Linked DNA regions of Homo sapiens: region 1 is linked to region 2. The links are chromatin contacts, found by Hi-C or POLR2A ChIA-PET in ENCODE. All regions are on one chromosome and are shown on one strand. The core of a region is the stretch at or near the end of the contact, and the rest is flanking DNA. Distances in the headings are between cores, read along the strand shown.

The links. A loop is a pair of places that touch in the nucleus more often than their neighbours do. ChIA-PET counts read pairs that join two places held with the same protein, here RNA polymerase II (POLR2A). Pooled maps may share reads with other maps.
Region 1: a loop to region 2 is called in a map with no recorded cell type, with 2.2 times the contacts of the local background. The contact joins two enhancer-like sites. A Hi-C loop is called at or near these places in 11 of 168 maps with a recorded cell type or tissue (GM12878, HCT116, HepG2 and 7 more), 6 of 37 single-sample maps with no recorded cell type and 4 of 50 pooled maps. POLR2A ChIA-PET finds 5 or more read pairs at or near these places in 3 of 52 experiments (A549, BJ and MCF 10A).

Annotation. Positions count from the first base shown.
Region 1 is chr1:23,275,344-23,281,792 of GRCh38, forward strand. It overlaps LINC01355 (long intergenic non-protein coding RNA 1355), which reads right to left. Exons shown (of 2, transcript NR_110616.1): 2 at 5,966-6,449. Among named protein-coding and RNA genes, the nearest start is that of LINC01355, 7.0 kb to the right of the region's middle. Within about 2 kb of position 2,453, at least 2 of the 41 ENCODE cell types and tissues checked have a DNase peak (open chromatin) inside an H3K27ac peak, as active enhancers do.
Region 2 is chr1:23,116,950-23,123,799 of GRCh38, forward strand. All of the region lies in intron 1 of LUZP1 (leucine zipper protein 1), which reads right to left. Among named protein-coding and RNA genes, the nearest start is that of LUZP1, 48 kb to the right of the region's middle. Within about 2 kb of position 2,067, at least 3 of the 41 ENCODE cell types and tissues checked have a DNase peak (open chromatin) inside an H3K27ac peak, as active enhancers do.

The DNA of each region.
Region 1 (6,449 bases), core at 1,203-3,702, 160 kb after region 2:
TGGCATCTCTACATAAAATTAAAAATTTGCTGGGCGTGGAGGCGCGTGCCTGAGGTCCCAGCTACTTGGGGGGCTGAGGTGGGAGGATCGTTTGAGCCCAAGAGGTGGAGGCTGCAGTGATCTATGATCACCCCACTGCACTCCAGCCTGGGCAATAGAGCAAGACCAGGAAAGAAAATGGGCTATGGGAGGTTGTGCCATTGCACTCCAGCTTGGGCAACAAGAGTGAAACTGTCTCAAAAAAAAACAAAAAACAAAAAGGTGGGGGGGCTATGGATTAGATAATTCTATTGTATCAATGTTCGATTTTCTGATATTGACAACTGTAAGATAACGTCCTCACTTTTAAAAGACACACTTGAAATATTTATGGGTACAGGTACACAATGTTTCCAATTTACTCAGAAGTTTTAGGAACACACAAGCACATGCACACACACACACACACACACACACAGAGGAAATGATAAATAATGTAGACAATTGGTGAATCTGGGTAGAGGGTATAGGAAGTTCCTTGTATCATTCTTGCAACTTTTCCATAAGTTTGAAATTATATAAAAATAAATTATAACAAAAATGGTTGACCAGAAACTTTTTTTTTTTTTTAGACAGAGTCTTGCTCTGTCACCCAGGCTGGAGTGCAGTGGCACGATCTCTGCTCACTGCAAGCTCTGCCTCCCGGGTTCATGCCATTCTCCTGCCTCAGCCTCCCGAGTAGCTGGGACCACAGGCACCTGCCACCACGCCCGGCTAATTTTTTGTATTTTTAGTAGAGACGGGGTTTCACCGTGTTAGCCAGGATGGTCTGGATCTCCTGACCTCGTGATCCGCCCTCCTCAGCCTCCCAAAGTGCTGGGATTACAAGCTTGAGCCACTGTGCCCGGCCAACCAGAAACTTTTAATTTCACCCCACAGTGCTAAAAATATTCCTAAACTATGAGTCTACTTTCTTGGTTTGGTAAACACTCTCTAAGAAACATAACCGTAGCTCTCTGAAATAATTAAGAAATTCTTCAAGATCCTAAATCTTCAATAACCATTTATGCATGATGAGAAAAAGTTAGTAAATTTAATTTTCCATATAACCAAAACTTATTCCTTTAAGTCATTCTTTTAGCAAGTGTGTGGGAAACTTCTATGTACCAGATACACTCTAGGTGTTGATCCCTGCACTTGTGGAGTTTATATCTAGCAGAGAGAGAGAGACAACAATAAATGTAATTAATAAGTAAATTATATACTGTAGGATAAAAAATGATAAGTGCTGGAGAAGCAGCAGAGCAGATGATGATAAGTGCAAGGGCAAGGGAGGTCGGGCTGGGCTGCAATCTCAAATAGGGCCTTCTTGTGGAGAAGGCCTTTGAGTATAGGCTTGGAGGTGAGGGAGTGAGCTGTGCAGATACTCTGCCTAAAGGCTCTCCAGGCAGAGGGAACAGCCAGTGCAGAGACCCTGGGGTAGAAGTTGCCCAGAGTTTCAAGGAGCAGTAAGGAAGCCACTGTGGCTACAGTGAAGTGAAAAAGTAATATTTTAGCTCAAAATCCTCCACTGCCTTCCCATTTGTCTCAAAAATCCTCGCAGCAGGTTTTAAGGTCCTACAGACCTGATTTCACTACCTTTCTGATTTCACCTCTTACTTCTCTTTTAAGTTCATAAACATTTTTATTTATTAATATTGGAACAAAAATATCTTTTAAAAAATGCATTATTGGCTGGGTACGGTGGCTCACGCCTGTAATCCAGCACTTTGGGAGGCCGAGGTGGGCAGATCACCTGAGGTCAGGAGTTTGAGACCAGCCTGGCCAACATGGTGAAACCCTGTCTCTACTAAAAATACAAAAATTAGCTGGTCGTGGTGGTGCATGCCTGTGGTCCCAGCTACTCAGGAGGCTGAGGCATGAGAATTGCTTGAACCTGGGAGACGGAGGTTGCAGTGAGCCAAGATCGCGCCACTGCACTCCAGCCTGGACAACAAAGCGAGACTCCATCTCAAAAAAAAAAAAAAAACAGTCTCACTATGTTGCTCAGGCTGAAGGGCAATGGCTATTCAGAGGCATGAACATTGCACACTACAGCCTCAAGCTCCCAGGCTCAAGCAATCCTTCTGCCTCAGCTTCCAAGTGCCACTGGTGTGCATGACCACACCTGGCTTTAGTTGAGCAAGTACTGAGCACCTTACATATGTTAAAACATACTACAATTCATCCTGGTGTAGATATTAAACTCCCTTTTAGAAAAATGTATGCATAGTGAATGATATATTTACATTTAGGTCAAAATGCTTCTGAAGAAATCACTATAGAGTATTAAAGTGTATCAGGAATCATAAATAGGTATTACTAAGTTTGCATGTCAAAGGTCAGCTTTATACACTTAATAGGAAAGTAGCCTCAAATTCATCCTAAGTTTTGGCAGCCAGCCTCCAAGGTGGCCCTGATGATTCTCACTTCATGGTATTCTAGCCCTGGGTAGTCTCCTCCCATACTGAAGAGGGTTGACCTGTGTGGTCAATGAGATACTGTGGAAATGGAGTCTTCCTATTCACTTTGTGGGGGAAGCCAGCTACATGAGAATATTCAGTATATGCAGAAGTCCACTTGCCTAGGAAGTGAGGTGTAGTCATGCACGTGAGCCACCTTGAAAGCAAATCCTGCAACCCTAGTCAAGCCTTCAGATTACTTTTTAAAAAAAAAAAAAAAAAGACATGGTCTTCCTCTGTCACCCAGGCTGGAATGCAGTGGCACAACCACAGCTCACTGAAGCCTCAACCTGTCGATCTGCTGGGCTCAAGCAGTCCTCCCACCTCAGCCTCCCGAGCAGCTGGGACTACAAGTGTGTGCCACCATGCCTGGCTAATTTTTAAATTTTTTTGTAGAGACGAGGTCTCACTATTGTTGCCCAGGCTGGTCTTGAACTCCTGAGCTCAAGCGATTCTCCTACCTTGGCCTCCCAAAGTGCTGGGATTACAGGTGTTAGCCACCGCACCCAGCCTGCAACCTCTTAAGAGTCAGAATCACTCAGCTAAGTGACTCTTGGATTCTTCACCCAGAGTAATTGTAGAGGATAATAAATGTTTGTTTTAAGCTGCTAAGTTTTAGGGGGGTAATTTGTTATGCAACAACAGGTAATGCATAGAAACCTGTCCAATATAACTCATGGAAATTTTGTCTTGCCATTTCATCTATTGGGATGGGAAAAGATTGAAGGACTCTTAATTGTGAACAGTCAAAAGGTTGAAAATGTTATAAGAAGTTGCTTTAAAGAGCAGCTCATAAATCAATCTTTGTAGGAAAGCTGACAATTTCCAACTATGGGGTACAGAAGTTGGGCCTTGGAGTATACTAGGTAATTCATTTTCTTAAAACTGAGGACCAGACCAGGTACTCTGTACCTCCAGTAAAGATCAATGATCACAAGGGAGAGTCACACAGGAACTAATGGAAGAAAAGGAACCCAAACTCAGACTCCTGCTGCTCCCCTCTCATTACTCGTCACATGCTTAGTTTTTTAGACCATTTCTGCCAAAGTAAACAACAGTAAATAACAGCCCAACTTACCTTTACATCTGTATTTCCTACTCCTTTTATTTCAGGCACCCATGAGTCAAACCAAACAGAACCAACCACCAGTCAAGAAAATTACGCCTTCTTAAAAACTAATCTATACCTCCTACCACACACACAATGTGATTTTTCATACAAATCACATTGTATTACACTTCAAACATCTCACTTGAGTTCTAATTATGAAGGCAGGGTCATGTTTTATGTTTTTGTGTACCTGAGGCTTAACACAGCACCTCTAGGCATATTTCAGTAAATACAGCTGGTATACGTCGTGCCATTTGACTTCTGTATTTTAGTTCCTTCTGCTTTATCATCTTAGAACACACCCTTCTCATATACCTCTGTATCTAAAATCCTGGCTTACTTCAAGTATCATCCCAAAGAAATATTCTAATTTCTACTACCACCTACCCCCATTGTCATCCTACCTCATATAAAACAGAAGTAATCCCTACCTCATCTGAACCCCCACAGAATCTAGATCTCCTACATTAAATCTTAGTTGAATGAATTAAGAGATTGAGTTCAGGACTCGTCTCCTGGAAGTCTTCCTTGAATCTGCCCTCCTTTGCTCTATCCCAACATGCACTACAATGTATTAAATCATTTGTGTGCATGCTCCACCAGCATACCCTTCCTTCTCTGATGGCACCTAGAAAGGATCAACATGCTTTCAGGACACTATCAAAAACAGTGTTACCACACTGACAGTATGGCCATTCTCATCTTAGAAATGCCTCTTTCAACTAAAAATGAATATTCTTTCTTTTTTAGATAGCAGATATATCAATTTACATGAAGAGTTCGAAGGCTAGAACAATAAGCCCAGGTACATTAAGACTAATGGTAGAAAATCGGAGGTACCAAGGCCCTATGAAAACCAAAACCACCCCACCTTCTTTGCTGCTGGCCAGATTTTGGCAGCTGAACTCAGTTAAAGTTCATGTTCCTGTTTTCTTGATAGATGTCAAAATGTAATCTAGAGCCTGCTATTCAGTATCACCTGGATGCTTGTCAGGAATGCACTCTCAAATGGTCCAGCCACCTTAGAAAATAGTTTCCCGGTTCTTTAAAATGTTAGTTACCATATGACCCAATAATTCCACTCCTAGGTATATTCCCAACAGAAATGAAAACATACTTTCACACAAAATCTTGTACATAAATGTTCATAGCTGTATTATTCATAATAGCCAAAAAATGGAAACTGATGCAGGGACACAGAAAACGTGCTATAGCCATACAATGGAGTATTATTCAGCCACAAAAAGGAATGAAGTACTGATACATGCTACAACATCGATGAACCTTGAACACTAAGTGAAAGACGCCAGGTACAGAAGTCTATAAAACGTTATGAAATGTCCAGAAGATATAAATTAAGGCAGAAAGTGGATTAACAGTTGCCAGATGCTGGTGGAGGGGAAAAGGGTGGAAGGGAGAGGGGGATGGGGAGTGATAGGTACAAGGTTTCTTTTTCAGCACGGTGAAAATGTCCTGAAATTAGAATGGTGATAGTGGAACAACTCTACATGCTAAAAAACAGTTAATTGGACAGTTTTAAAGAGTGAATTTTATGGTATGTGAAATATATTTCAAACTACTTTTAAAAAAAGAGAAAATAAATTCAAATTCTCCAGGTTGACCCCAGACCTACTAAATCAAAATCTGCATTTTAACAAGATCCCTGGTGATTCCCATACACACTGAAGTTTGAGAAACAGTGATTTAAAAGATACATGGTCAAAATTGTTCCTCTGGTTAATCTCATTCACAGAATAGTTAACTTGATTTCACTAGGGTGAATTTTTTCTGCCACAATTGCTTGCTATACAATTAAATGCTCATATTGATTCTACAACTTCTGGTTTTTCCCTCAAAAATTTGCAAAGTTTTAGTACTGGTTGGAACCTGCACCGAACTAGGAGCAAAGCCTTGGCACTTTTTCTTTTTTCTATTGAGACAGGGTCTCGCTTTGTCGCCCAGGCTGGAGTGCAGTGGCTTGTTCTCAGCTCACTGCAGCGTTGACCTCCCAGGATCAAGTGACCCTCCCACCTCTCAGCCTCCCAAGTAGCTGGGGTGAGAGGTGCACAACATCAGGCCCAGTTAACTTTCTGTCTTTTTAGTAGAGATGGGGTTTTGCCACGTTGACCAGGCTGGTCTCGAACTCCTTAGCTCAAGCAATCCTCCTGCCTGAGGCCTCCCAAAGTGCTAGGATTATAGGTGTGTGCCACCACATCCGGCACACATGTATTTTTTAATCCTCAACAGTACTGGGTATATAGAAGATGCTGTCACTTTAATTAAACCACCAGTTTTGAAGGGAGTGGCAATAACATACGTAAAGTGAACAAAGAAGGTAGAGAATCTAATGGGAAATAAGACAAAAAAAACTCACTCACTTCAGAAAAGTTTATTAAAGGTAAAATCAGATTTACAGAGTATAAAACAATAAGGGATAGAGGTGAAGAGGTTTCAAACAAACTATGAGTACAATAGAAAGTAAATTACCTACCTGGGGTTCTCACAGCACTTTTTCTTTACTTCTGCACAAAGCCTAATGTGTTTTTTAAAAAATCCTTGGAAAAGTCTCAGCAGTCATATATTCTCATGATTTAGCAGTTAAACAAAATGTCCACAATCCACAAAGAAAGAGGGGTGGACCTAAGTGACAGGGTACTAAACATATATACTATGATAAGCTCTGCTTCCTCTGTTCCAGTTCTTTAAATTTTGTGTCTGTGTTTTTTGGGGAAACGGTTATCATGCAAAATGACTGTCTTGGAAGCAGGAGTTGAGGAAAGGAAATTCTGGGCTCTCTAAAAAGCCTTCTTGCCTCCTTGGTGCAGTAAGCAGCATGTCTTGTAAAAAGCCTAACTTCT
Region 2 (6,850 bases), core at 817-3,316:
AAATGCCCTTCTATATACTTGGTGGTATCAGAAGAAGAATACTAAGCTGTACCTATTAGAGAGCCTGAGTGAAAAAGGTTTTCTGCTGCTATTTTAATTTGAAGGCATATTTTACAGGGTCACTATTATTTCTACCCCCTGTAACAAGTTTATTTCCATTTTATTGCTTCTAGGGAATTTCCCTTTGTCTCTATTCCACACTCTCTCTCCATCCTGCCTGCTGCCCTGGCAACATGCTATAAGGGAAAACCACACATGGGATTGAAAGTCAGATTATCTGGGTTCTATTCTAATTCAGTCACATATTACTTTAAGTGATTAAACTTCACAACCTCAGTTTCCACAACTGTATATAGAGATTACATCTAAACTTCATGGGACTGTTGTAAGGATTATATAAAAATATACATTAAATGCCTAAGCACATAATGCCTGAACGAAAATATACCCTACACATATTAATTCAATTTTCTTTTCATCACTGTACACATTCTTTTTTTTTTTCCTCTCTCTCTCTCTCTCTCTCTCCCCCCCCCCCCCCCACAATCAGGAAGCCCTGGGGGGGGGGGCGGGGGGGGGGAACACCTTGAGAAAGTAACTTGCCCAGTTACAGCAGAAATAATTTTAAATAAGTACTAAGAGAGGTGGATGGGTGGGGCCAGAGGTATAATAAGGCAGCATCCAAAAGGGCAAGGAAGATGCCCAAGTCAGAATAATCAGGCTCTGTGCCAGTTCTGCCTCCCACCCCTAAGCCCTAAGTTCCTTCTTGTAGCTATAACTATGTCTATCTCCTTCTTTTACTAAGTCACACTTGCCAACATGTCTCACGTCAAAGTCTACATTATTAAAAACAAACAGGAGGCTGGGCACAGTGGCTCACGGCTGTAATCCCAGCGCTTTGGGAGGCCGAGGCGGGCAGATCACGAAGTCAGGAGTTCGAGACCAACCTGGCAAACATGGTGAAACCCTGTCTCTACTAAAAATACAAAAATTAGCCAGGCGTGGTGGCGTACGCCTGTAGTCCCAGCTAATCAGGAGGCTGAGGCAGGAGACTTGCTTGAACCCGGGAGGTGGAGGCTGCAACGAGCTGAGATTGCGCCACTGCACTCCACCCTGGGCGACAGAGCGAGACTCCATCTCAAAAAATAATAATAAATAATAAATAAAAACAAACAGTCATGGTGGCTTGCGCCTGTAATCCCAGCACTGTGGGAGGCCAAAGTGGGTGGATCACTTGAGGTCAGGAGTTCGAGACCAGCCTGATCAACATGGTGCAACCCCATCTCTAAACACAAAAATTAGCTAGGCATGGTGGCACACATCTGTAGTCCCAGCTACTCAGGAGGCTGAGGCAACGAGAATTGCTTGAACCCGGGAGGCGGAGGTTTCAGTGAACTGAGATCACACCACTGCACTTCAGCCTGGGCAAGAGAGCAAGACTCCATCTCAAAAAAAAATTAAAATTAAAATTAAAACTCACTCACATTCACACACCAGGTAGTACAATGGGCAGTAGAATCCTGAGTTCTACTCTTGTCTCTCCAACTTACTAGAATAGTTTCCTCATTTGTAACACAGAAATGACAATGTGTCTTGACTACAAGATTATAAGGACCAAACAGAAGAATGTATGTGAAAGTACTTTGTACACAATAAAACATGGTTATTGTCATAGGTACAGTGGGTCTACCTTTGGCCAGTTTAGGTGTTAGGTTTTACTTTAAAAAGGCCTCAGTTCTACAATACTCTATTTCTGTGATCCAAGGCTGCCTATTTCCAGTTCAAGTCCTCTTCTTCCTGGCAGCTGAAAATTTTATATTGTCATCCTAATTTCACTTGATTCCCTGATTTTTGCAAGGTTCCTCAAATTTCTCTAACCAAATGGGCTCCATGTCTCCAAAATGGTAACTAAAGACCACTAGAACTGATCACCTCTACCTGTCCTTTTGGTTCTAATATTCTAAGATTCTTGGGCCTATGTTCCCAATGCACTTTGTCTGTATCTCTACTTGAGCAATTTTCTTAGTCTACTTTGCATTACAGGTTTATCTGACACCATCTCCTAAAGAAAAAGCCACAGGTAGGTTGTCCTATGTTGTTTTATATTCCCCGTAGCAATTAACGTGGAGCTTCACAAAAGTATTAGTTGAATTGACTTGATGCTAATTTCTCATTTTTTTATACTTACTATCCCTACTACACCATAATTATAGACCACCTTATTCTTTTGTACTGCCATTGGCCTGGTACAGTGTGAAATAAACAGTCAACATTTTTTTTAACGACCTGATGTGACTAGCTCTTTTTTTTTTTTTTTTTTTTTTTTTGAGACAGGGTATCACTCTGTTGCCCAGGCTACGGTGAAGTGGCACAATCACAGCTCACTATAACCTCGAACTCCTGGGCTCGAGCAATCCTCCTGCCTCAGCCTCCTGATTAGCTAGGACATAACTGAAAGTGAAAGCAAGTATGACAACTCAGATCTTAGTTTTAGCTTTAAAAATAACAAGCTATGGGTGTGACCTTAGGCAAACTGCTTCATTTCTCCAGGCCTCATTAAGATATCTCTTACAACTTTTAAACAAAGTCTGGAGAGGATGTTGAGAGGAATCAAGTAAGAATAAGCCCTTCTGAAAAACCCTAGGTTTATCTCTAGTATAGCACTTATCATTCTGTATTATAATTGTCTACTTGTTACTCTCCTGTACCAAACCCCGAGCTCCTGAAAGGCCAGAATTATGTATTTCATCTCTGAATCCAAGCATGTGCATAGAACGTGGCACACAGTAACAGTTCAGTAAATGTTCAATGGCCAAACTACTGAAAATTATAAGTGCCTATACTTACGAAGACTCTTATGTATAAATGGACTTATATAAACTTATAAGAAAGAATAATTCATCTCCCTCATGTACAACCCTTTCAAATAACATTAAATAAAAGTATTTTTCTTATTATCACCAGCTCAAGTCCAGGTTTTGTTTTTTGTTGGTAGTTTTTTTTTTTTTTAAAGACAGAGTCGTGCTCTGTCACCGAAGCTGGAGTGCGGTGGAGCAATCGTGGCTTCCTGCAGTCTCAACCCCCTGGACTCAAGCAAATCCTCCCCGCTCAGCTCCCAGAGTAGCTGGGACTACAGGGATGTGTCACCACAACAAGCTAAGTTTTGTAAGTTTTGTAGAGATGGGGTTTCACCATGTTGCCCAGGCTGGTCTCAAACTCCAGAGCTCGAGCAATTCACCCACCTCAGCCTCCCAAAATGCTGGAATTATAGACATGAGACACGGCACCAGCCTAGGAAGTCCAATTATTGAATGCCCAGAATCATCTGAAATTCAGGATCCCTAGAAGATATCCTGACAAGGGCCTCAGAAGTGCATGCCTCCTACGCTCTAAATAATATACCTCCTAATAAATAAATAAACATATATATATGGAGACAGGTCTCTCTGTCACCCAGGCAGGAGTGCAATGGTGCAATCATGGCTTAATGCAGCCTTAAGCTCCTGGGCTCAAGAGACCCTCCCACCTCAGCCTCCCAAGTATCTGTGCACCAAAATGCCCAGCTAATTTTTTTTATTTTTATTTTTTTGTAGAGACAGGGTCTTGCTATGTTGCCCAGGCTGGTCTTGAACTCCTGGCCTCAAACGATCCTCTTCTCTCGACCTCCCAAAGTGCTAGGATTACAGGCATGAGCCACTACGCCTGACAATAATACCTAATGCTTATACATTATTTCATAGTTCAAAGCACTTTCACATCCATACTCTCAATCCTTAATAATGACCCCATAAGGATATTATCAAATTCATTTTATATGTTGAAGAAATTGAGGCTCATATTTTAAATACTTTGCTAACCTAAGGCAAGCTGATATCAACTAAAGGAGGGCTTTCATATTTAGCCTCTCTTGCTTCAGTGCCCAAAAGAGGCAGAAACAAGAACACCACCATCTCCACTCCCCTGGCCTCTACAAACGAGGTGGATCAGACCACTATCTGCTATTGCTTTACTGAGCTGACTACCTCTTAAGTTTTTCTCGTCTCCATAAAAATCAGTTACCCAGAGTATTTTATTATGTCTTAAGCAAAAAATAAGACCAGCCCAGGGAGAAAAATCCCCAAGATTACAAACAACCACATTTATAAGCTGCTGGCTTATATCTTTATAAACAAAGCTAAAAAAATAAGGGGAAAACCTGCTCCAATGGGGAGCTGTAAACCCTACTGACCAAACAGCCCCTTGGCACTTAGGTAGGTAGTTATATACAGCTAATTTAGTCTGTAATAGTTTTTGTACTTCTTCAATAATTTGTACTGCCTATTGTTTTCTCCATACCATTCTAAATGCCTCAAGAGCAGAGATCACATCTTCTAGTTAATTTACATCTGTTCCTGTACAATGACCATATAGTACCCAAACCAAAATTGGTTTTTCTGGCCTAGAAATTTATATAAAGTCTTATCCAAATTTAAAAATTAAAATACATAGGCTAGGCACAGTGGTTCATGCCTGTAATCCCAGCACTTGGGAGACCAAGACAGAAGGATCACTTGAGGCCAGGAGTTCAAGACTAGCCTGGGCAACATAGTAAGACCTTGTCTCTATAAAAAATAAAACAAAATTAGTCAGGCGTAGTGGCACACACCTGTGGTCCCAGCTACTTGGGAGGCTGAAGTGGGAGGATAGCTTAAGCCCCAGAGGTCAAGGCTGCAGTGAGCCGAGATCAAGTCACTGCACTCCAGATGACAGAGCAAGACCCTGCCTCAAACATTAAAAAGTAGTCTGGGCATGGTGGCTCACGCCTGTAATCTCAGCACTTTGGGAGGCCAAGGCAGGTGGATCACCTGAGGTCAGGAGTTTGAGACCAGCCTGGCCAACATGGTGAAACCCCCCCTCTACTAAAAATACAAAAATTAACTGGGTGTGGTGGCGCACGCCTGTAATCTCAGTTACTCAGGAGGCTGAGGCAGGAGAATTGCTTGAACCCAGGAGGCAAAGGTTGCAGTGAGCTGAGATCATACCACTGCACTCCAGCCTGGGTGACAGAGCAAGAGTCTGTCTTAAAAATAAATAAATTAATTAATTAATTAATTAATTTTAAAAAGACTTTAAGTAATTGACATTCTTCAACTGAGTAACATTTATAAAATCAACAGTTTCTAATAAAGAAACACCAAAAGACACTTAACACCTACAATGGTGCCAGGCATACATTTGAGTGGGCACTCAATAAAGTTGTGCTGAATGAATGATAACTGAGAGCTTAAAATCCATTAAAAACCACTTAAGGCAGAATAAAATATCCAGGACAAGAGCCAAAAGAAATGACTAGAGACTGTCAAGTTAATTGGAAAAATAAGATTCTAAGGTAGTTCCACTCAAAGTCATACTTAGGGTACCACAAGTGAACACTCTGGATTCAAGCACCACATTATATGTACAGCCAGAGTGAATGCATTAGGGCAGTGACTTAGCACGAGGGTTCTCTCTGCTCAGACCAGCAGCATGCAACCAGCAGCAGCTTGCCCCTTCCCCCAGTTAGTCCCCATTACCAACGCCCTGAAGCCTAGTCACAGAACTACAGCAGTTAAGCCAGGCAGTACTAAAAGTTAGAAGGAAATGAGCATGCCACCTGACACTTTTCTGGCACAGGCTAAGCCGATTAGTTTAGGTTACAAACACAACTACAAGATTCCAGGACACTGAAGAAACTACTCTTTTTCTGCAAACTAAAAATAACTTATTAAAACGGGAGTGTTCTTCAAGTATTTCTGCCCTGCCAGCAACCCAAAGTTCCATTTCCTCAAATCCTTCTTAGTCTTATTGGATCCAAGTCTCCACACCTCCCCCATCTTCCCAACTCTTCATCCTAATGCTATGAACACAGTAAAAGACCTAAACTCCTTTCCTAACTCATGCTTTTAACGTTTCTTTTCTAATAAGCAATCGTGCAGAACTTCTATGGCTCCTGCCTTGTGTAGAACCACAACTGGAAGACATGCTGAGCTTCAGCAAAGAATAATGAAAAACAAAGAAAAACTGAAGGACAAGATGCAGCATGCTCGGGAAGTCAGCTAAATGCTTTTCATTCAGGCAGGAATAGAAGGAGCCTCACCTACCTAGAAGAATACAGCATAAGGACAAATGGTGTCTAGTATAGAGCTAGACTATACTTTATCACTTTAGAACAAAGCCATCAAGCGTGTTCTAGAGACAGACTCATGTCCAAATAGCTTTAGTATCCTATAAGAATCATTAGGCTGGCCGGGCGCGGTGGCTCACCCCTGTAATCCCAGCACTTTGGGAGGCCGAGGCGGGGGGATCCCGAGGTCAGGAGTTCGAGATCAGCCTGACCAACACAGTGAAACCCCGTCTCTACTAAAAATACAAAAATTAACCAGGCGTGGTGGTGCATGCCTGTAGTCCCAGCTACTCAGGAGGCTGAGGCAGAAGAATCACTTGAACCCGGGAGGCGGAGGTTGCAGTGGGCCAAGATCACACCACTGCACTCCAGCCTGGGCAACAGAGTGAGACTTTGTCTCCAAAAAAAAAAAAAAAAAAGCATCATTAGGCTATCTCAAGGTTGAAGTGACATTTTTCAGGGTTAAACAAACTCCCATCATTTAAGCCAAATAAATCAAGATTGAATTGCAGACTTTCTGGTCATACAGAGCTGAGAGAAGGACTCAAATCCTACTACTAGGAAGTGGAAATTCCAAGGAAGCTAGAAAACCCTGTCCTCAGTAGCTCTCCCTGCTCTCAGGCCCTGAGGTAAGCCAGCATTTCCTTTCCAAGGTCAAAAATTAACCATAGACTTTGAACATCTCTGTGCTTTGCAACAGCACCAGGA